Regions from separate parts of the Homo sapiens genome. Here region 1 is linked to region 2. Evidence: read pairs that join two places in POLR2A ChIA-PET (ENCODE). Cell type or tissue: PC-3. All regions are shown on one strand. Each heading gives the region's core, and the rest is flanking DNA. Links, peaks and the distances in the headings are about the cores only. Region 1 overlaps STX12 (syntaxin 12). Region 2 overlaps AHDC1 (AT-hook DNA binding motif containing 1).

The links. Peaks named below come from ENCODE experiments on the same cell type or tissue, not always from the same donor. Only the 100,000 strongest peaks of a DNase experiment are listed, where the experiment ranks them.
Region 1: POLR2A ChIA-PET joins it to region 2 with 16 read pairs; 2 of 35 experiments call an interaction of 5 or more read pairs at or near these places.

The regions. Positions count from the first base shown.
Region 1 is chr1:27,775,737-27,785,895 of GRCh38, reverse strand. The region is part of intron 1 of STX12 (syntaxin 12); the gene reads right to left. Among named protein-coding and RNA genes, the nearest start is that of STX12, 7.6 kb to the right of the region's middle. In PC-3, for the core only: no CTCF peak of the experiment used is centred there; no DNase peak of the experiment used is centred there.
Region 2 is chr1:27,529,726-27,539,884 of GRCh38, reverse strand. AHDC1 (AT-hook DNA binding motif containing 1) reads left to right here. Exons shown (of 9, transcript NM_001371928.1): 9 at 4,969-5,640. LOC105376892 (a long non-coding RNA gene) reads right to left here. Exons shown (of 2, transcript NR_188658.1): 2 at 9,165-9,599. Among named protein-coding and RNA genes, the nearest start is that of WASF2, 45 kb to the right of the region's middle. RefSeq lists an enhancer at 1,744-2,345. In PC-3, for the core only: no CTCF peak of the experiment used is centred there; no DNase peak of the experiment used is centred there; H3K27ac peaks cover 1,179 bases.

The DNA.
Region 1 (10,159 bases), core at 3,383-7,382, 250 kb before region 2:
TCCTCTAACCTGCTCCCTTCTCCAGCTCCCTGGCACCTATGGGAACACTCCTCTGTACTCACTAGAGTTCAGCAGAGTGCCAGGCACCCAGGTGATACATAATCAATTACTGATTAATTGAGTTAGCCTCCCTTTTCCATTCTGGCAAGCTCTTTGAGGCAGAAGATATGAATGAAGAATATAAGCTAGGAATAATGAGGCCTGAAATCTAAGCCAGACTTGACGACTAACTAGATGCAGGGCACTAAGCAAGTCATTTCATTTGACTGGGTCTCTTTTTCACCAATTATAGATGATATTCAGATTTCACTGACATTTACTGAATACTTAAACTATTTGTGTAAGGTTTTTATTTTATCTCATTAAATCCTTACAACTATGTAAGAACTAAATGATCTCTAAGTACTCCCACCACTGCTCAATTCCAAAATTCAATAACAGTGAAATAGCTCCAGTCAAAGAATTATGCTGTGTAACCAAGGAGTACTTTTGCAACCCGAAAGTTTGGCTTAGAAAGGTTCCACCTGTGACTTTCTTAACTTCATAAATGCAAGGTACAAACAGGACTGGACTGACTATATCCCTCTAGAAGGCAGGGACTGCATTCTACTCATTTTTGTGTATGTATAACTCCTCCCAACACACACACACCCATCCAGAAAATGGTTGAATATATGATAACATGTAAACGTAGATCTGACAAAAAAAGTCAAGGAAATAGGTCTTTTCTTATTGAGTGTCTTTAAAAAGTAGAGCATTCCTTAGAAACTTTAGAAGTATGCCAAAGTATCAAGTTATTAATCATCTATCAAAATTTATTAAATAAGCTACAGAGCTATGGGAATTTTATAGAATATGAAAAAATCAATTAATAATCAGCTGTTCTCTGCATATTCTCAGTGGAGAACTCTTCTTCATCTAGACTTTTCTGATTTCCTTTGTTGGGATGACCTAAATTTGGGGGGTGGAAAGATAGGGAGGGGTTGAGGAAGTGGGGGTGTTGGGAATATTATAGGGTCATTTGCTAGCTAAGCACCAGAATTAATCTAAGCCTTAACACTTTCTAAATTCCTAAATATTAAGATATTTTCTTTAAAGTTTCCAGCAAGACTCAGGTATCAGATACCCTAAAACTCAAATCATAAGGACAACAGTGTCGTAGTTTACTGGAACCCAGAGAAGCAGGACTTTTTGTATATTGCCCTCTATAATCACCAACATCAGGGATTTGTTCAAAACTAGTAACTCAATGACTCATGTATTTTACATCTAAGAGATGTATCTTTCAGTAAACCTAAAGCACACAAAGGAATAACGTGTTTACAGATACATTTATTTGCCCTTGAGCATACTTAAAATATCAAAAAGAAAAGTGAGGCCAGGCACAGTGGCTCACACCTACAATCCCAACAATTTGGGAGGCCAAGGTGGGCAGATCACTTGAGGTCAGGGGTTCAAGACCAGCCTGGGCAACATAGTGAAAACTGCCTCTACAAAAAATTTAAAAATTAGCCAAGCATGGTGGCGCATGCTTGTAGTCCTGGCTACTCAAGAGGCTGAGAGAAGAGGATCGCTCAAGCCCAGAAGTTTGAGGCTGCAGTGAGCTATGATCATGCCACTGCACTCCAGCCTAAGCAACAGAGCAAGACTCTGTCTCAAAATAAATAGACAAATGAATAAAAATTTAAAAAGTAAAGTGACACTTTTTTTTTTTTGAGACAGAGTTTCGCTCTTGTTGCCCAGGCTGGAGTGCAATGGTGTGATCTCAGCTCACCGCAACCTCTGCCTCCCAGGTTCAAGCGATTCTCCTGCCTCAGCCTCCCGAGTAGCTGAGATTATAGGCATGTGCCACCATGCCCGGCTAATTTTTTCTATTTTTAGTAGAGATGGGGTTTCTCCATGTTGGTCAGCCTGGTCTCAAACTCCCGACCTCAGATGATCTGCCTGCCTCAGCCTCCCAAAGTGCTGGGATTATAGGCATGAGCCACCACGCTTGGCCAAGTGATGCTTTTTGGAAATATTTTTACCAGGATGAGTTGAATCTTCTGGCTAACTTGGTTAATGAGAAAACTCCTTTTCCAAGCATTCTACTAAATGAAGGTTTTATGTTAGACTGATGTGCTACAACTTTTTGAAGGAAAATAATTGGGTATTTCCTATGAAATGTTACATAATCCTAGAAACCAGATGACTAGGCCAAAGGTAAAGACAAGTCCTTCAGTTCTGTGTAAGCAATTTTGTTCTTTTTAAAACTAGGACTCAGCTGGGCGTGGTGGCTCACACCTGTAATCCCAGCACTATGGTAGGCCAAGGTGGGTGGATCACCTGAGGTCAGGAGTTTTGAGACAAGGCTGGCCAACATGGAGAAACCCCATCTCTACTAAAAATACAAAAATTAGCCAGGCATGATGGCACATGCCTATAGTCTCAGCTACTCAGAAGGCTGAGGCAGAAGAATTGCTTGAACCCGGGAGCGGAGGTTGCAGTAAGCTGAGATCGTGCCACTGCACTCCAGCCTCGGCAACAGAGCGCGACTCCATCTCAAAAAAACAAAAACAAAAACAAAAAACAAACAACTAGGACTCAATTTCTCCTATCGCTGACCTCTCATTTTAAAAAAGCATATCCTGGCTAAAACTTTTAAAAGAGTATGAAGCAAATCAATTTGTTATACATTACAGCTAACATCCACACTAGGAACTACTCTAAACTGAAAATTCTTTTTGTACTTTAAGCTGATATCGGCAGAATCTGAATCTCCAAATGAACCTTCATCCAAAGCAAAGTCAAATCAAAGTCAAATTATATTGAAAGTAACTATCATCAGAGGTGGGAAAAAGATTTCTCTTCATTTGACAGGATCGAATGCTCTAAGTCAGTATTTTAAACAAATTCAACAACAAAAAAACATTATTTACACCAAATGAGAAAATGATAGCCTATGTGGTGATTATGAAAATGAAGTCATCTCAGTGTTTTACTCTGAAAATTAGGTTTACATTCTGTTTTTATATCACTACAATGAAAATTACCTTTTTTAAAAAATGTTTCATTTTTTTGAGACAGAGCTTTGCTCTCTTTGCCCAGGTTGGAGTGCAATGGCACGGTCTCAGCTCACTGCAACCTCCACCTCCTGGGTTCAAGTGATTCTCCTGTCTCAGCTTCCCAAGTAGCTGGGATTACAGGTGCCCACCACCATGCCGGGCTAATTTGTATATTTTTAGTAAACAGGGTTTCACCATGTTAGCGAGGCTGGTCTCGAACTCCTGACCTGAGGCGATCTGCCCACCCTGCCCTCCCAAAGTGCTGGAATTACAGGTGTGAGTCACCGTGTCCATCAACCTGACTTTAAAAAATAGCCACTGTACCATAACAGTAAAGTTCTAGACTAAAGTGAAAATGGATACTAAATATCAAAGGTATAATTTTCCTTTAACCATACCAGTTTCAGAATATGCAATGGTTAAGAGCATAGCTCTGAATTAAGACCGCCTATATGGCCAGGCATGGTGGTTCAAGTTTGTAACCCCAGCACTTTGGGAGGCCAAGGTGGGAGGATCACTTGAACCCAGGAGTTTGACACCAGCCTGGGCAACAAAGTGAGCCCGTCTCTACAAAAAATTAAAAAATTACTTGGACGTGGTGGTGCGTGCCTGTAGTCCTAGCTACTCGGAAGGTGGAGGTGGGGGGATCCCTTGAGTTCAAGGTTGCAGTGACCTATGACGGTACCACTGTACTACTGGCACATCCTGGGTGACAGAGCAAGACCCTTTCTCAAAACAACAAAAAACAAAAAACCACTGCTTATGCCTATGCTTGTCGTGGTCCCGCTACTTCCAAGCAAAGTGATCTTGAGTAAAAGGCTCCACTCCTCTATGCCTTAGTTTCTTTGCCTTAAAAATGAGAATAAGAGAATCTTCATATGGTTGTTGTGAGGATGAAATGAGATGATACGAAGCTAAATTTAGAACAATGGCACATAAAAGCACTCAATTAAAGATAGCTATTATTATCAAACTCAAGACCAAGAAAAATGTACTTAGCAGTAATAAAATCAATTAAGTACATATTGAATGCCAACTATATATGCATTGTTGTTCCAGGCACTGTGACTAAAGACAAATGTATAATGCATGGTCTCCACAAAACTAACAGTGATCTCTCTGCTTGGGGTGACAATATCAAAAAGCTTGAATTAATTAAAGAATATATAATATAAGTGCGTGCTAAACTGTGAGGGAAAATTGCTTGTATTATAAATTCAAAGGAAATACACCAAAATGAGAGCTAACATTTCTTAAGCACTTACTATGTAGCAGGGACTGTAGATGAATTATCTCATTTAATCATCACAACCCTATGAAATAGGTATTATTAACTCCATTTTAACAATAAGGAAACTGAGAAATAGGTAAAGCAATGTGTTTACACAGCTAGTAAGAAGCAGATCTAGGATTCAAATCCTGGCAATATGACTCCTGAGCCTGCCTACCTAACTATTAAACTATTGCAGGGCAAGGGATTCAACAAGTATTAATAATGTCACCACTGGGGCTGGTCGTGGTGGCTCACACCTATAATCCCAGCACTTTGGGAGGCTGCAGTGGGCAAATCGCCTGACGTCAGGAGTTCGAGACCAGCTTGGTCAACATGGTGAAACCCTGTCTCTACTAAAAATACAAAAATTAGCTGGGCGTGGTGGCATGAGCCTGTAATCCCAGCTACTCAGGAGGCTGAGGCATGAGAATTGCTTAACCCCGGGAGGCAGAGGTTGCAGTGAGCTGAGATTGCGCCACTGTACTCCAGCCTGAGTGACAGAGCAAGACTCCATCTCAAAATAATAAAAATAATAATAATGTCACCATTTATTGAACGCCTGCTATGTGCCAGGCAGGCAGTATACCAGACACTTTCAAACATCCCCCCTTTTTTTTTTTGAGACAGGGTCTCACTCTGTCACCCAGACTGGAGTGCAGTGACGTGATCTCGGCTCACTGCTACCTCTGCTTCCCAGGCTCAAGCGATCAGCGATTTGCCCATCTCAGCCTCCCAAGTAGCTGGGACTACAGGTGTGTGCCACCACACCCAGCTAATTTTTGTATTTTTGGTAGAGCCAGGGTTTCGCCAAGTTGCCCAGGCTGGTCTCAAATTTCTGAGCTCAAGAGATCCACTCGCCTCAGCCTCCCCAAGTGCTGGGATTACAGGTGTGAGCCACTGTGCCCAGCCTCAAACATCCCCTTTTAATAATTTCACTCATTTTATAAATGGGGTTACACACGGCAGGGAAAATAACCTGCTCGAGGTTAATACATGGAAGGGGAGGGATTCAGTCACAGATCTGCTGACCCCGGAGAGTCCATGATCTTTCTGACTTCACTTTGTCTTTCAAAAGCAAAGGAAGGCTGGGCGCCTGTAATCCCAGCACTCTGGGAGGGCAAGGCAGGCAGATCACCTGAGGTCAGGAGTTCAAGACCAGCCTGGCCAACATGGTGAAACCCTGTCTCTACTAAAAATACAAAAATTAGTCGGGCATGTGGTGCACGCCTGTAATCCCAGCTACTGGGGAGGCTGAGGCAGGAGAATTGCTTGAATCTGGGAGGCGGAAGTTGCAATGAGCCTGATCGCCCCACTGCACTCCAGCCTGGGAAACAGAGCAAGACTCCGTCTCAAAAAAAAAAAAAAAAAACAAGCAAAGAAAAACTTAATTGCTATCAGCAGGACTTATGCACAACTGAGAGGATTTGTATAATTTAGATAGCCAATGAGGTAGGGAGAGAAAAGATACTAAAAAAAGGAGGAACCAAAGGGCGGACGCAGTGACTCATGCTTGTAATCCCAGCACTTTGGGAGGCCAAGGCGGGCGGATCACCTGAGGTCAGGAGTTCAAGACTAGCCTGACCAACATGGAGAAACCCTGTGTCTACTAAAAATACAAAATTAGCCGGGCGTGGTGGTACACGCCTGTAATCCCAGCTACTCGGGAGGCTGAGGCTGGAGGATCGCTTGAACCTGGGAGGCAGAGGTTGTGGTGAGCCGAGATCGCACCACTGCATTGCAGCCTGGGCTGTTAACAACAGCGAAACTCTCTTTCTCTAAAAAAAAAAAGGAGGAACCAAATGAGCAAAATATAAACTGAAAGATAGAGTTGAGAAACATAAAGAAAATAGCCTTCCTAGCAAAGAGTAAGGAAGAGTAGAAAATATGGCTAATTTGGGTTAAGATCGCAGGGAGTGAAAGCAAGGTGAAATATTAAGATCTGATTCAGGCCAGGCACGGTGGCTCATGCCTGTAATCCCAGCACTTTCGGAGGCCGAGGCAGGTGGATCATCTGAGGTCAGGAGTTCGAGACCAGCCTGGCTAACATGGTGAAACCCTGTCTCTATAAAAATACAAAAATTAGCTGGGCGTGGTGGCAGGTCCTGTAATCCCAGCAACTCGGGAGGCTGAGGCAGGAGAACTGCTTGAACCCAGGAGGTGGATGTTACAGTGAGCCAAGATTGCGCCATGGCACTCCAGCCTGGGCGACAGAGTGAGACTTGGCTCAAAAAAAAACAAAAAAAAACAAAAACAAAAAAAACCATCTGATTCAATAGACAACAGAGAGCCACTTTAGGCTCTTGAGGAAGTGAGCAGTATAATAAAAACAGGACTTTAGACATAGTGCTGATAGCACCATCAGTATAAACTAGAATGGGGCAAGACCATAATCAGAGACACTATGAATATGCTGTTGAAATACAGATGTTGAGCTGATGAATACTTAAGAGGATAGCAAAGAAACATAAAAAATAAGGGGCAAACATGAAAATAACTTTGAAAGTGGAACCCCAAGGATTTCATAATAATCAATTTTAAATGTTCAACTCTTCTTGCTTTGGGAGACTGAGGTGGGAGGATGGTTTGAGGTCAGGAATTCAAGACCAGCCTGGGCAACACAGCGAGACCCCCGTCTCTAAAAAACTTTTACAACTTGCCAGGCGCAGTGGCATATGCCTGTAGTCCTAGCTATTTGGGAGACTCAAGTAAGAGGATCGCTAAAGCCCAAGAGTTTGAGGTTACAGTGGACTACGATTGCACACTGCATTCCAGCCTGGGTGACAGAGTGAGACCTCCACTCTTCTTATTTTGTTAGTAAACAAGATCACATCAATTAGCAACATAAAGAACAGAAATGCTGTTCTTTTTTTTTTTTTTTTCCTGAGATGGAATCTCGCTCTGTTGCCCAGGCTGGAGTGCAGTGGAGCGATCTTGGTCTTGGTTTACTGCAACCTGCACCTCCCCAGTTCAGGCGATTCTCCTACCTCAGCCTCCCGAGCAGCTAGGACTACAGTCGCCTGCCATCACACCCGGCTTACTTTTTGATTTTTAGTAGAGGCAGGGTTTCGCCATGTTGGCCAGGCTGGTCTCGAATGCCTGACCTCAGGTGATCCGATCGCCTCGGCCTCCCAAAGTGCTGGGATTACAGGCGTGAGACACCTCGCCCAGTCAGAAATGCTGTTCTTTAATCCCTTCAGAGTTAACTTTGAGGCTAATAGGTTTTCAGCTATATCTGCCTCAGCAATACTTGCCCAGACACTTTGTTCCACAGTAAGTCAAATATTTTTCTTCTGTACCCAACACATACTGATAATCACCACTTGTACCAGGCAGTCAACCTTAGCTGTACCTGTAACAACCCACGCAGTGAGCTGCCTTATCTCAGGCTGATGTGCTCAGCAATTCCAACCCCACATCTGTGGCTGAACAGTTTAGAAAAAAGAATAACTATGCTCTCAGACTTTTAATGGGTACAAGTCCTTGCAGGGCTGTATGGGTGTGTGGGTAATATATATGTCTGAGAGCTCATATTCTAAGGGTATATTTGGGTGTGCTGGCCTCTTGGAGAGGTTTGGGGATAGGCACTAGCTTGATAACTGAGTAGATGCAACGTCATCCCATCAATTTCAGATTTCCCATTTCTCACCAAACAATTCCAAAGGAAGAATTTCTTTCTTTTTTCTTTTTTTTTTGAGACTGAGTCTCGCTCTGTCATCCAGGCCAGAGTGCAGTGGCGCAATCTCGGCTCACCGCAACCTCCGCCTCCCGGATTCAAGCAATTCTCCTGCCTCAGCCTCCCAAGTAGCTGGGATTACAGGCGTGCACCATCACGCCTGGCTAATTTTTTTGTATTTTTAGTAAAGACAGGGTTTCACCATATTGGCCAGGCTGGTCTCAAACTCCTGACCTTGTGATCCGCCTGCCTCAGCCTCCCAAAGTGCTGGGATTACAGGCGTGAGTCACCGTGTCCGGCCTGGAAGAATCTCAACTCACACTGCCTAGGGTCATAGGATATGGTATGTACTACACAGTACAAGGGGAAAGAGGCAGGAAGAGTTCCAAAATGGTAGAAATGCCTCATTCATTCAAATCAATTTGATACAATTTATTATGCATCAAGATCCTATATAATGTGATCCCTGGTTACCTCTCTGGCCTCTTTTCCTATTCTGCCTCCCTTTTCTAACGGTACTCCAGCCAAACTAGCCTCCTTGCTCTTCTTTGAACACATCAAAGTCCTTGCTCTTGCCCTCTACCTAGAATGCCTTTCCCAGCTACTCACACAGCTCTTGCTCATTTCATTCACATGTCTACTCACTCAAATGTCAGCTCCTCAGAGATGCCTTCCTTGATCAACTAAAATAATGCACCCACCCTCCCTCTTCCCTGACTCTCTACCCACTTACCCTGCTTTTTCTTCATAGCATTTATTATTACTTGACATTATTTATATGTGTATGTACGTATGTGTGTATACATACTCCCCCCGCACACAGAAACACACATATACACACAATCAGGGGAGGGATTTTATCTCTTGTTCTGCTTCACCCCAGCACACAGCAGGTGCTCCAGGAATATTTGTTGCATAGTGGATCAATGAATCTTTCATATGTTTGGGACTGAGATAAGTACTGGAAATATAAAGATGAATAAGTCATGTCCCTTGACTCAAAGGAGCTAACAATCTGGCAGAGGAGATGAACACACCACGAGAAGAGAAAGCACCACGGCTTCAGGTATTTCCCCCACAGAGTGTCCTCTGGAGAGTGAAAAAACAAGTTATTTGCATACTTGTAAACCTGAAGTGTTAACTGCTATAGCACTGTTATTGATTTATTTATTTTTAATTTATTTATTTAGAGACAAAGTATTGATCTGCCACCCAGGCTGCAGTACAGTGGCATAATCACAGCTCACTGCAGCCTCCAACTCCTGGGCTCAAGAGATTCTCCAGCCTCAGCCTCCTGAGTAGCTAGGACTACAGGCACATGCTACCATGTCTGGCTAATTTTTAACTTTTTTTTTGTAGAGATGGGGTCTCACTATGTTGTCCAGGCTAGTGTCAAACTCCTGGCCTCAAGTAATCCTCCCTCTTTGGCCTCCTAAAGTGCTGGGATTACAGGTGTGAGCCACTGAGCACAGCCCAGAACTGTAATATTAATAAAAAGTAATAAAAAGACAAATTGCTGGTCATAAGAGACCTAGTTTCAAATTCAGATATTGTCATTTGTTAGCAGGGCAACTATTTAACCTTTCTTAGTTTGTTTCCTAATACATAACATGGAAATGATACTGGTGCTTCAGAGTTGTTATAAAATAAGATAATGTATGTAAAGCACTTTTCATACTGCCTGGAACACAGTATGTACTCAAATGTTAGCTATTAATATTACTAACAGTTGACTTAAATGATCCCCTGAGGCCCAATGCCCAATCAATAGCTAAATCTTACCAATTCTATCACCAAGGAAACCTCTCCTATCCTTTCCTTTCTTTTCATTTTCACAGCCCTAACTGGTATCTCTGATTCCAGTCTCTCCCTTTGAATTCAATTCGCACTTTCCTAAATAACTAAATCCAAGCCCCTTAGCTTAGCATTTAACATCCTTCATGTTTGGGCCACAATTTACCTTTCAATCCTTTTTTCCCACTACTTTCTGGAATCCACCACTCTAGCCAAATTAAATTACTCTTCTAGATATACTCTATGCTTCCCCACTATGATGCCTGTTCATTTTATTCCCTCCTGGAATGCTCTTCTCCTCTTTACCTTCGAAGGTCCAAATCTTTCCATCCTCTTTCCAGACATAACTCAAATGCCATAATGCCTTCTCAATTA
Region 2 (10,159 bases), core at 3,274-7,273:
ACAAGGCTGGGGAACCCCATTTGGTCCTACTGCCTCACAGCTGGGGAGATGAGAAGAACCTTAAGGAGGGAATGGCTGGCAGAGCTAGAGTTTAAGGAGCACCTCTGGTCAGTAGTGGACTCACATTTGAAAAAATTCTCAGGCCGGGTGCGGTGGCTCACGCCTGTAATCCCAGCACTTTGGGAGGCCGAGGTGGGTGGATCACGAGGTCAGGAGTTCGAGACCAGCCTGACCAACATGGTGAAACCCTGTCTCTACTAAAAATACAAAAATTAGCCAGGCATGGTGGCGCACACCTGTAATCCCAGCTACTCGGGAGGCTGAGGCAGGAAAATTGCTTGAACCCAGTAGGCAGAGGTTGCAGTAAGCCAAGATTGCACTGCTGTACTCCAGCCTGGGCAACAGAGCAAGACTCCATCTCAAACAAACAAAAAAAAAATTCTCCAGGCCTGGCATGGTGGCTCACCACGCCTGCAATCCAGCACTTTGGGGTGCCGAGGTGGGAGGATCGCTTGAGCCCAGGAGTTTGAGACCAGCCTGGGCAACATAGTAAGACCCCATCTCTACAAAAATACAAACTAGACAGATGTGGTAGCATGCACATGTAGTCCCAGCTACTCAGGAGGCTGAGGTGGGAAGATCGCTTGAGCCCAGGAGTTTGAGGCTGCGGTGACCCTCGATCATGACACTGCACTGCAGCCTGGGTGACAGAGTGAGACCCTATCTCCAAAAAAAAAAAAAAAAAAGAAAAGAAAAAAAGCTTCTCTGGAGTAGAGGGAGACACAAACACAGCCTCCCCATCCCTGATTGGGAGCCTCATCGATAATTCAGTGAATTCCAGGTCCAACGGTACTTCTGCATACCAGTTGTGGGCTGAGCCCCCAGGAAGCAGTATCCTCTCCACATGGAGATGACTCACAGGCCTGGCTGCCTAAAAATGTTACAGGGATGGATCAGGCTTTGGGCCTCTGTGGTTTGCCTGTGACCCTTTGTCTTTGGGGCACCATCCCAGTGCCGGAAGATCTCTCCCATCACCTGTTCAGCTCCCTTATTTTATAGAATAGAAACTCAGGCTGCTGCAGTGGCTCACACCTGTAATCCCAGCACTTTGGGAGGCCAAGGCAGGTGGTTTGCTTGAGTTCAGGAGGTCGAGTCTAGCCTGGGCAACATGATGGAACCTTGTCTTTTCAAAAAATAAAATAATTAGCCAGGTGTGGTGATGTGCGCCTGTAGTACCAGCTACTCAAGGTGCTGAGATGGGAGGATCTCATGGGCCTGGAAGGTGGAGGTTGCAGTGAGCCGTGATTGTGCCACTGCACTCTAGCCTGGGTGATAGAGTGAGAACCTGTCTCAAAAAAAAAACAAAAAACAACCAAAAAAACCTGAAGCCCAGAGAGGGAAGGGACTTACTCTGGGTCACACAGGAAATCAGCCTCTCAAATTCTAATGCACTTTTTCTTTTCTGGTTTTTTTTTTTTTTTTTTGAGACAGTCTTGCTCTGTCACCCAGGCTGGAGTGGAGTGGCACGATCTCAGCTCACTGCAACCTCCGCTTCCTGGGTTCAAGCAATTCTCATGCCTCGGCCTCCCGAGTAGCTGGGGTTACAGGGTGTGTGCCACCACACCTGGCTAGTTTTTGTATTTTTTGTAGAGACGGGGTTTCTCCATGTTGGCCAGACTGGTCTTGAGCTCCTGAGCTCAAGAGATCCACCCACCTCGGCCTCCCAAAGTGCTGGGATTACAGGCGTGAGTCACCCTGCCCGGCCTCATGCACTCTTTTTTGCCTTCTGCTCTACTGCCTTGTTTGACATTGGACCCTTTCAAGAGAGTAGAGACTAGAGAGTAGAGGTTAGACCTTAACTCATGCCCTGGCAGCCAGTGGGCATGAATACATGTTTGCTGTTCACTTAAATGAAAGCACAAATATATATTCCTTTTCCTTTTTGGAGGAGAGCAGCCCCCTCTGGACAACCTGATTTATATGTGCTCTGCAGCACTTTGAATCTCTGCTCAGCTGTCCCTCACTGCTGCCAGTGCCAGTCCCCCCCTTGACAGGCAGAGACCACTTAATGCCCTGGCACCTCAGATGGTGAAACCACCGGAGCATGAGGACTCAGAGGAATGTGGCTCTGCAGTTGTGTGTCACGGAGGCACTAAAAGGTGAAGTCTGCAGAACAGTGGTTGGTGTGCTGGGGGCCGGTGCGTGCTAGCCCTGGGTGTGCAGCAGTACCACATATAGGTTCCTGCCCTGGAGGAGCCAGGTCGGGATGACAAGGGTACCGTAGCTATGGTAACAGGGTGGTCTAAGGAGGTGTTCTGAAGGTGTGCAAGGCCGGAGCTGGACCTTGACATGCTGACCAGACTCAGGTCAGTCCCCGCTCTGTCACTCAGTCAGCGTACGTCTTGGCCCCAGCATGTGCTGGGTAGTGTTCAGCAGTGGTTGAAGAGCCACAGTCTCTCCTGCCACGACCAGGTTAGCTGCCTCCCCAGGACCTTCCGTGGCACAGCCCCTGTCTCCCTGCGTGGTAATTACCCTGGTTTGGGGTCTGCTTTGCTTTCCCCTCTATCTGTGAGCCTCTCAAAGACAGGAACCAGATCGGTCTTGGTCTCTGCTTTGTCCCCAGTGCCTAGCACTGGGCTGCCTGGCACGTTAGTGTCTGGTCCTGCTTTGTGGAGAGCTGAACCTGGTGAGGTCAGGGTTCCACACAGCCACAGCATTCTCCCCCACCTCCATGAGAGAACCCTGGGGCTTTTGGGCTTTGATTTCCCCCCTCCCCCGCTCCTTCCCATCCCGAAGATTCTGCCAAAGTCTCTGGCTGGCCAAGTCCTGAAAGCTGGGGAGGGTAGTGGGAGGAGGAAGGTGAGACGCGATGGGCGGCTTAGCAGAGGGTGAGAAAGCCTCCTGCTGCCTGGCCGCAGGCACCGCGGGAATGGTTCTGGCAGGAGCCGCCTGCTGGGCTGAGATCACCATGGAGACCTGGCTTAGAGAGGGTCACTGGCAGTGGCTAAGGGCCTGGGGTGGGGGTGGGGGTGCAGGGATTTGTGCAGAGGCTCCCAGCCTGCCCCGGGGCCCTTGGAGGGAGCAGGGGAGGCTGGCGTTGGACAATATCAGTTTGCCAGTGGTTTGGAGCAGCCCATCCTAAAGTCCCCTTCCCTTGTCACCCCCAACACCCCAACAGAGGTTCTTTAGCTTGGCAACTGTTCTTCAACCGCAATAGAGCAGTCCTCTGGATAGATGCCCCCAGCGCTCTGGCTCAAGCAGTTACCCCAGATAAAATCATTCTGCTCCCTAATAGACACCCCTCTTGTCTCTGCAGCCTGTTTACCGCCTGACTGTGGAGAGCTTGCATTCATCCCAGCAGCAGCCCTTGCCCCAAGAGCTGCTTTTCTACCTATCACCCCATTGCAGCACAGCTGTCACCCTCCCAGGCACACCGCTCGCCCCTACGGCTAGTATTCCATCCTCCTGCAACTGCAGGCAACCTGACAGCTTAACAAAGATGCAGCTCTTCTCCTCTCCTATGCCTCTGCCTGCCACCTGGTCTGGTCCACCAGGATGAGGTGCTGCCCTGCCTCTGCAGGAGCCCACCTGGTTCCCCTGGACCTTGGGGGAGTCCTGGCAAGTCCAGCCTCAGGACAAAAGTCGTCCCCGGGGCTGACTGCCCAGCAGACAGCAGCCGAGGCTGAGCAGAATTTAAATGTGGCTCTGGTAGAAAGGGAAGCCAAGAAAGTACAAGGGAGGAGAGGCTTTCTGCCGCCGCCTGATTCCTGCTGGTGTGGGGGAGGACGGATGGGCTCCTAAGGAACCTGAGGAGGCCCTTTCAGCATCCTCACCTCGCCCTTTAATTCGGATGGAGATGGTCGCACACTGAGGGTGGGAGATGTGTGTCTCGGGGCTCTGAGAGGAGGACAGAAGTCTGAAAGGACCAGGCTAATAATGACTGGAGCTCTTAGGAAGTCCCGAGCCCATCCCTGTCCTTCAGGGGACCTTCTCACTCACCCTAGCAGAGCTGTGAATCCAGGGGGTCTAGCCAAGCTGGGGGTCTGGGTAGGGAAGTCAGATCCCCAGGGCCCCGCAAGCATAATGAGAACTGTCTGGGAAAAAGGGGTACTTCCAATCTCGAGTGTCTGGCGATGGGAGGAACTGGGAACTTGGGAGTGTCTGAGCTTCAGGAAGGCAGGGTTAAGCCAAACACAGATGGCATTGTGTTGGGCAGTTTCTCTGTTCTTTCACTGAGAAAGACTTCCTCCTCACCTCACCTCTCTAAGGAACAGAATGGCATTGGTAAGAAGAGGATTGGATTTAGAAGAAATAAAAGCAGTTGTTCACACCTGTGCTGTGTGCTGAGGCCCTGCCCTCCCCATGATGTCATTCCTCAGAACAGCCTAAGTTGGAGGAATTACTAAACTCATCATGACATGAGGAGGCAGGTTTGGAGAGCCTAACTGCCCCAGAAAAATAATAATGAATAATAATCAGTATAATTTATTATGCACTTAAGGACCAGGCTTCATCTGTCCTATACCGCTGAATCCTCCCAGCAAACCAATGGGGTAGTTCAGTTATCTTCTTTTTACAGATGGGCAAACTGAGGCTCACAGAAGTTCAACAACATGCCCAAGGTCATAGCACTACTAAAGGGTGGCACTGGTATTTGAACTCAGCTGTGTCTGATTCCAGAGCCCAAGCTCTTAACAAATTCCACTGCCTGGAACCCCACCTCCTCACCCAGCACCTGCTTCACCCTGTGTTTTGGGGCTTGGACACGCATATTTTACAGATGGGGAAACTGGGCTCAGAGAAGGCAGGTCTGAGTTTTTGTGAGAAAGAACAGTGGTTAGCTTTCCCCCTCACCCTGCTGAATCCTGGGAGGAGCTGGGTGGGGGTCTCCCTCTTCACTTCCCTGATCTCAGAGCACAGTCGATGCGTGCCGCTCACTCCTGCCTCTTCTCTTGTGTTTCTTTGCAGCTTTCAGAAAACCAACGCCAAGATCCCTCCCAGCGTCCACATCGTCCTCTGGCAGGAGCTCCTGCCCCTCTGCCTCCCACCCTGCCCCCTACACCCCCTGCAGACCCATCTCCCTCCACCCCCTCCCACCCATCTCCTCCACGCAGAAGCCGAAGGTGAGCCCTTTCTGCACAAAACCAGCAATTGTAAATACTTTTTAAAAATGTACAAAACTTAAAAACAAAACACAGTTTTAGAAAAAGACAAAAAAAAAAAAGAGAGAGAGAGAGCGAGAGAGCGAGCGTGTGCAAGAGGTTGCGAGCGGGGCCCCGAGGTGTCCAGAGCCCCTGCAAGTATGCACTGAGAAATTTATCTACAGGTCGTTTGACAAAAATGAACAATATCCTATTTATTGTATATACTGTTTTATTATAAATCGTGGATTGTATATTGCATTCTGTAAACCTGCTGTGGTCCCGTGGTGTGCAAATTCGCATGGTGGGGGGGAGGGAGAAGAACCTCTTGCGGGAGCTTTTTTTTTCTTTCTTATTTTTCACTCTTTTGGGTTTTCTCTTCTGTTGTTGTTGTTGTTGTTTTCTGTTGGCAGGACACACCCAAAGATCCAAGTTTGTATTAAAAAGAAATGAAAAAAAGCAAAAAAAAAACAAAAAAAAAACAAAAAAAAAAAACCAACCTTGTGTCTTGTGAAAGGGGGAGTGAGGGTGGAGGGAATGGAAGGGACACCGCTGGGTTTTGTCACCAGCTACTGGTTCTCCAGAGGAGTTGAAATACCTACACGTGTTCCTGGCCACTGAGTTTTCCCTTCTGCCTGAGATCTGGGTTCCCCCTCATTTCACTCCAGGCCCTGCGTCTCCCCTGCCTCTGAGCTCCCCACTCTGCTGCCGAGGACATCCTGGCCCTTGATCATGCGTTCAGTCCCAGGTCCAGGGATTCTGCCTCTTGGACCTCCATTTTGTCCTAGGTCCTGGGTCTCCTCTGACTCTCCCTATATTCTATCCCAAGTCCAAGGTCTCCCCAAATGCTGGGTTTCCTCTCCCTGAGGAACCTCCATCATGGGGCTCCTGCTTCTGGACCCCCTTATTCCATCCAAGGTCCCAGGTCTCTGCCTCGAGTCCCTTTGTGTGTCCTGTGTATTCATGGCCTTTGGGCCTCACAGTTCTACTCTGGTTCAGGGACATCTCTCTTGGCGACACTCATTCCGTCCTAAGTCCCGGAACCCTCATGGGGCCTCCCTTTCCCACTAGGATTGGAGTGCCCCCCGTCTATGTATCTCCCATTTGCCCCAGGTCATCAGTCTTCTCTGCTTCCAGGCCCCTCATTTTACCCCAACACCCCCACATCTGCTTATGCAGAACCTGGGATATGACGAGGCCAGTCACCCCAGTGTTGCTCTGCCCTCCCCTTTCTGTCTACCCTGAACTCCAAATGTTTCCTCCCTGCTTTGGTAAACTTTGGAAAAAGAAAACTCCTAACCCTGTGCCTGCGTCTGGTGGGCCTGGAAGAGCTGAGCTGTTTCCTGATCCCTGACTTTGGGGACCTCTTGGGTGTCCTTGCCCAAATGATGCCCACTTTGGCCTCCCTGGTCTTTGGGAAGCAGTTTTTCCCATAGACCCATTTTATGTTTAAGTTCTGCTGAGTGTGGCTTCACGTCCCTCCTCAGTGAAGCTCAGGGAGATGCCAAGGGATCGTGCCACGGGGCCTGCCCTCCCTGACCCAGCCAGCTAGGCCCTGGCCTCAGGAGAGTCAGAGGAGCCCGTGGTCTGAGGAGGAAACACACCTTCTGGGCACACCTGTCTGGAAGAGGCAGGAGGACTCAGGTCACAGTCCCCTGAAACTGTTGCCTCTGTGCTAGATGCAAAAAGCTCATCCACCCACCAAGCCCCCTCCCTACATCCCCCAGACTCAGAGATGAAGACATTACCCCACGCTTCCTGACTGCTGACGGGGAAGACAACACTACACTCAAGCTAACGATGCAATATGAGCTGGAAGTGGGGGCAAGAAGCAGTGAGACCCCCTGAGAGTTAGGGAGGAGGGCTTCTCTGAGGAGAAAGCTTCTACAGAGCCAAGCCTAAGGTGCTGGGCAGAAAAGTGAGGGAGTTCCTGGAGGAGGAAGAGGATGTGCAAAGGCCTAGAGATGCGAAAGGGTAACAGGAGGCAGGAGCCACAAGCAGTTAGCTCTGTTGGGCACACGCTGTGTTTAGGGAGGGGAGAGGGCTTTGGCAAGGTCACTCTGGGTAAGGTGGAGGCTGGTTGGAGCGGGTGGGCAGCATCAGAGAAAGCAGTGGATGAGGCTCAGATAGGCCAACCGCAGAGAAACCTGTGTTCAGCCTCAAGAATCACCCGCAGGGAGAAAATGCCTGTGTTCAGCGGCTGCTGAGGAAGAAGAAGAGACTCGGGGAGGCTGTCCAGGTGGGGCAGGCCGGGCCCAGTTGGCTTCAAGGGAATCAGAGTGGGGCCTGGTGAGTCCGGCTGAGGGCTCAGAGGAGTGGCGGCCCAGAGGAGGTTTCGGGGAGGGGAGGAGACAGTGGTGGATTGCTCAGTGGAAGGGACTGGGGCTCAACATGAGATAGGTCTTGAGAAGGGGAGGAAGGGCAGTGAAGGGTTGTGGGCCCCAGGGCTTTGGAACTGGGGCAGAGAGAGGAGACCCAGGAAGGAAGTGGGAGTTTGACGGGTTGATTATGGCACAGTGAAGGGGCCCCTTAACTCGAAGGGAAGATGGGGGTTCACTATGAAGAGAGGGGCATAGGGAGAGGGAAGTGATGGTAGGAAGGCTTGGTGAGAACAGGGGCTCCAGGAGATGGGAACGGAGGGGCAGCAAGAGAATGGGCGCTCAGGAAGGGGAGGGGTTTCAGCCTAGGGCCTGCTGCTTAGTAAGGGGTGAGGCAGGCTGTGGTGTATTTTGGAGACCAGACTCGGGAGATGGACCAGGGCCTCTGGGATGGAAGGTTCTCTGTGCCCTTAGTTAAGGGCAGCAAAGACCCTGCACAGTGTATGGTGCAGGTTTGGGGCACACCCTGTTTTGATCCGTTCTTTTCAGAGGTCAGGGCCCTACCACCGCCCCAGTGCCACACCTGATCCCAGAATGCATCAAGGCAATGTGGCTCTCAGATACGTGGGTTTCGCCATCATTTATTAAACACTTCCCTGAGGCGTTTATTCTTCAGAACAATCTTTGAGGTAGAGAAAGATGCTCACTTGGTTTACAGATGAGAAGACAGGTTCCCAGACACAGAGTAAGGGACTGGTCCAAAGCTCACGTGGAAAGTGGCAGAAGTAGGCTGGCCTAGGCTTTAGGCCCTTCCTTTATTTTTTTCCCCCTTTTTGTATTTTTCTTCTATTTCTGCTTTTTAGAGATGGTGTCTTGCCATGTTCCCCAGGCTGGTCTCAAACCCCTGACCTCAAGCAATTCTCCAGCCTTTGCCTCCCAAAGTGCTGGGATTACAGGTGCGAGCCACCACGCCCAGCCTTTTTTTCTTTGTTAAATTTTTTTCCTGCCTGGTGCGGTGGCTCACGCCTGTAATCCCAGCACTTTGGGAGGCCGAGGCGGGCAGATCACCTGAGGTCAGGAGATCGAGACCATCCTGGCTAACATGGTGAAACCCCGTCACTACTAAAAACACAAAAAATTAGCCGGGCGTAGGCGCAGGCGCCTGTAGTCCCAGCTACTCAGGAGGCTGAGGCAGGAGAATGGTGTGAACCCGGGAGGCGGAGCTTGCAGTGAGCCAAGAGGGCGCCACTGCACTCCAGCCTGAGCAACAGAGCGAAACTTCGTCTAAAAAAAAATTTTCCCCTTTCCTTTTTCTTTTTCTTTTTCTTTTTTCTTTTTTTTTTTTTTTTTTTATCCCAAGACAGAGTCTTGCTCTGTCTCCCAGGCTGGAGTGCAGTGGCGCAATCACGGCTCACTGCAACCTCCGCAGTGGCAGCAATTCTCCTGCTTCAGCCTCCCAAGTAGCTGGGATTACAGGTGCCCGCACGCCCAGCTAATTTTTGTGTTTTTACTAGAGACAGGGTTTCACCATGTTGGCCAGGCTGGTCTTGAACTCCTGACCTCGTGATCCGCCCACCTTGGCCTCCCAAAGTGCTGGGATTACAGGCGTGAGCCACTGCACCTGGCCTTTCTTGCTTTTTCATAACAGTTTTAAGGCGGGGCGGGGGGCGGAATCTGCTTATAAAATCCAAAAATTAATCCATTCTATAATTTAAAAATTTTTAATAATAGATATATGGCACTTATATATGCCAGCTGTTCCAAATGCTTTGCATATGTATTAATGCATTTGGTCTCCACCAGAATCCTATGAGGCTTCGTTGTAATGATTATTATCCCCATTTTACAGACAGGAGACTCAAGTGCAGAGAGGTAATTTATGAAGACCACTCAGTGAGTACATTCAAACCAGAACTTACTAAGTGGTGACACCAGAGTTCAGACCAAGCAGTCTGGCTCAGAAGTCTGTGCTTCACTGTACAGTTAAAAGTGAAAATCCTTGGGCGCAGTGGCGCGCGCCTGTGGTTCCAGTTCCTTGGGAGGCCGAGGCAGGAGAATCGCTTGACCTGGGAGGCATAGGTTGCAGTGAGCTGAGATCGCGCGACTGCACTCCAGCCTGCGTGACAGATCCAGACTCCATCTCAAAAACAAAAAAACAAACAACAAAAAAAGTGAAAATCCTCTCTACTCCCATCCCTGGCTATAACCCCTGTGTCAACACTTGTTAGTCTATTCATGTACATAAGGGGTTCTAGATCCTAGAAAGGAATTGCCTGGAGAGCTTCAAAATGCCGATGCCCAAGTCCTACCCCAAAATATTCCGATTTTATGGGTCTGGGGTGGGGCCTGGGCATGGGGATTTTTGAAAGCTTCTTGGGTGGTTCCAACACACAGCCCACTGGATAACCTCTAATTGAGCTGTTGAGCTGAGTGTCACACACACCTGTATTTAGTGTACTGTCCTAGGTGTGTGTACACTGTGATATCCATTAGCGTTTTTCACTCTGAGTGGCTGTCAGTTACTATGGGTTCTCCCCCACACCAGAGACCTGGTATGAACATATTTATTCAAACATTTCTTAAGCACCTTCCAGGCACCGTCGAAGGCACTTGGGGAGTCAACAGTGAGCAGGACAGTCAGGGGCCCTGCCTTTGAGTGTCTAATCTGATGGAATTGACAAATTTAGTCATGCGTTTTTC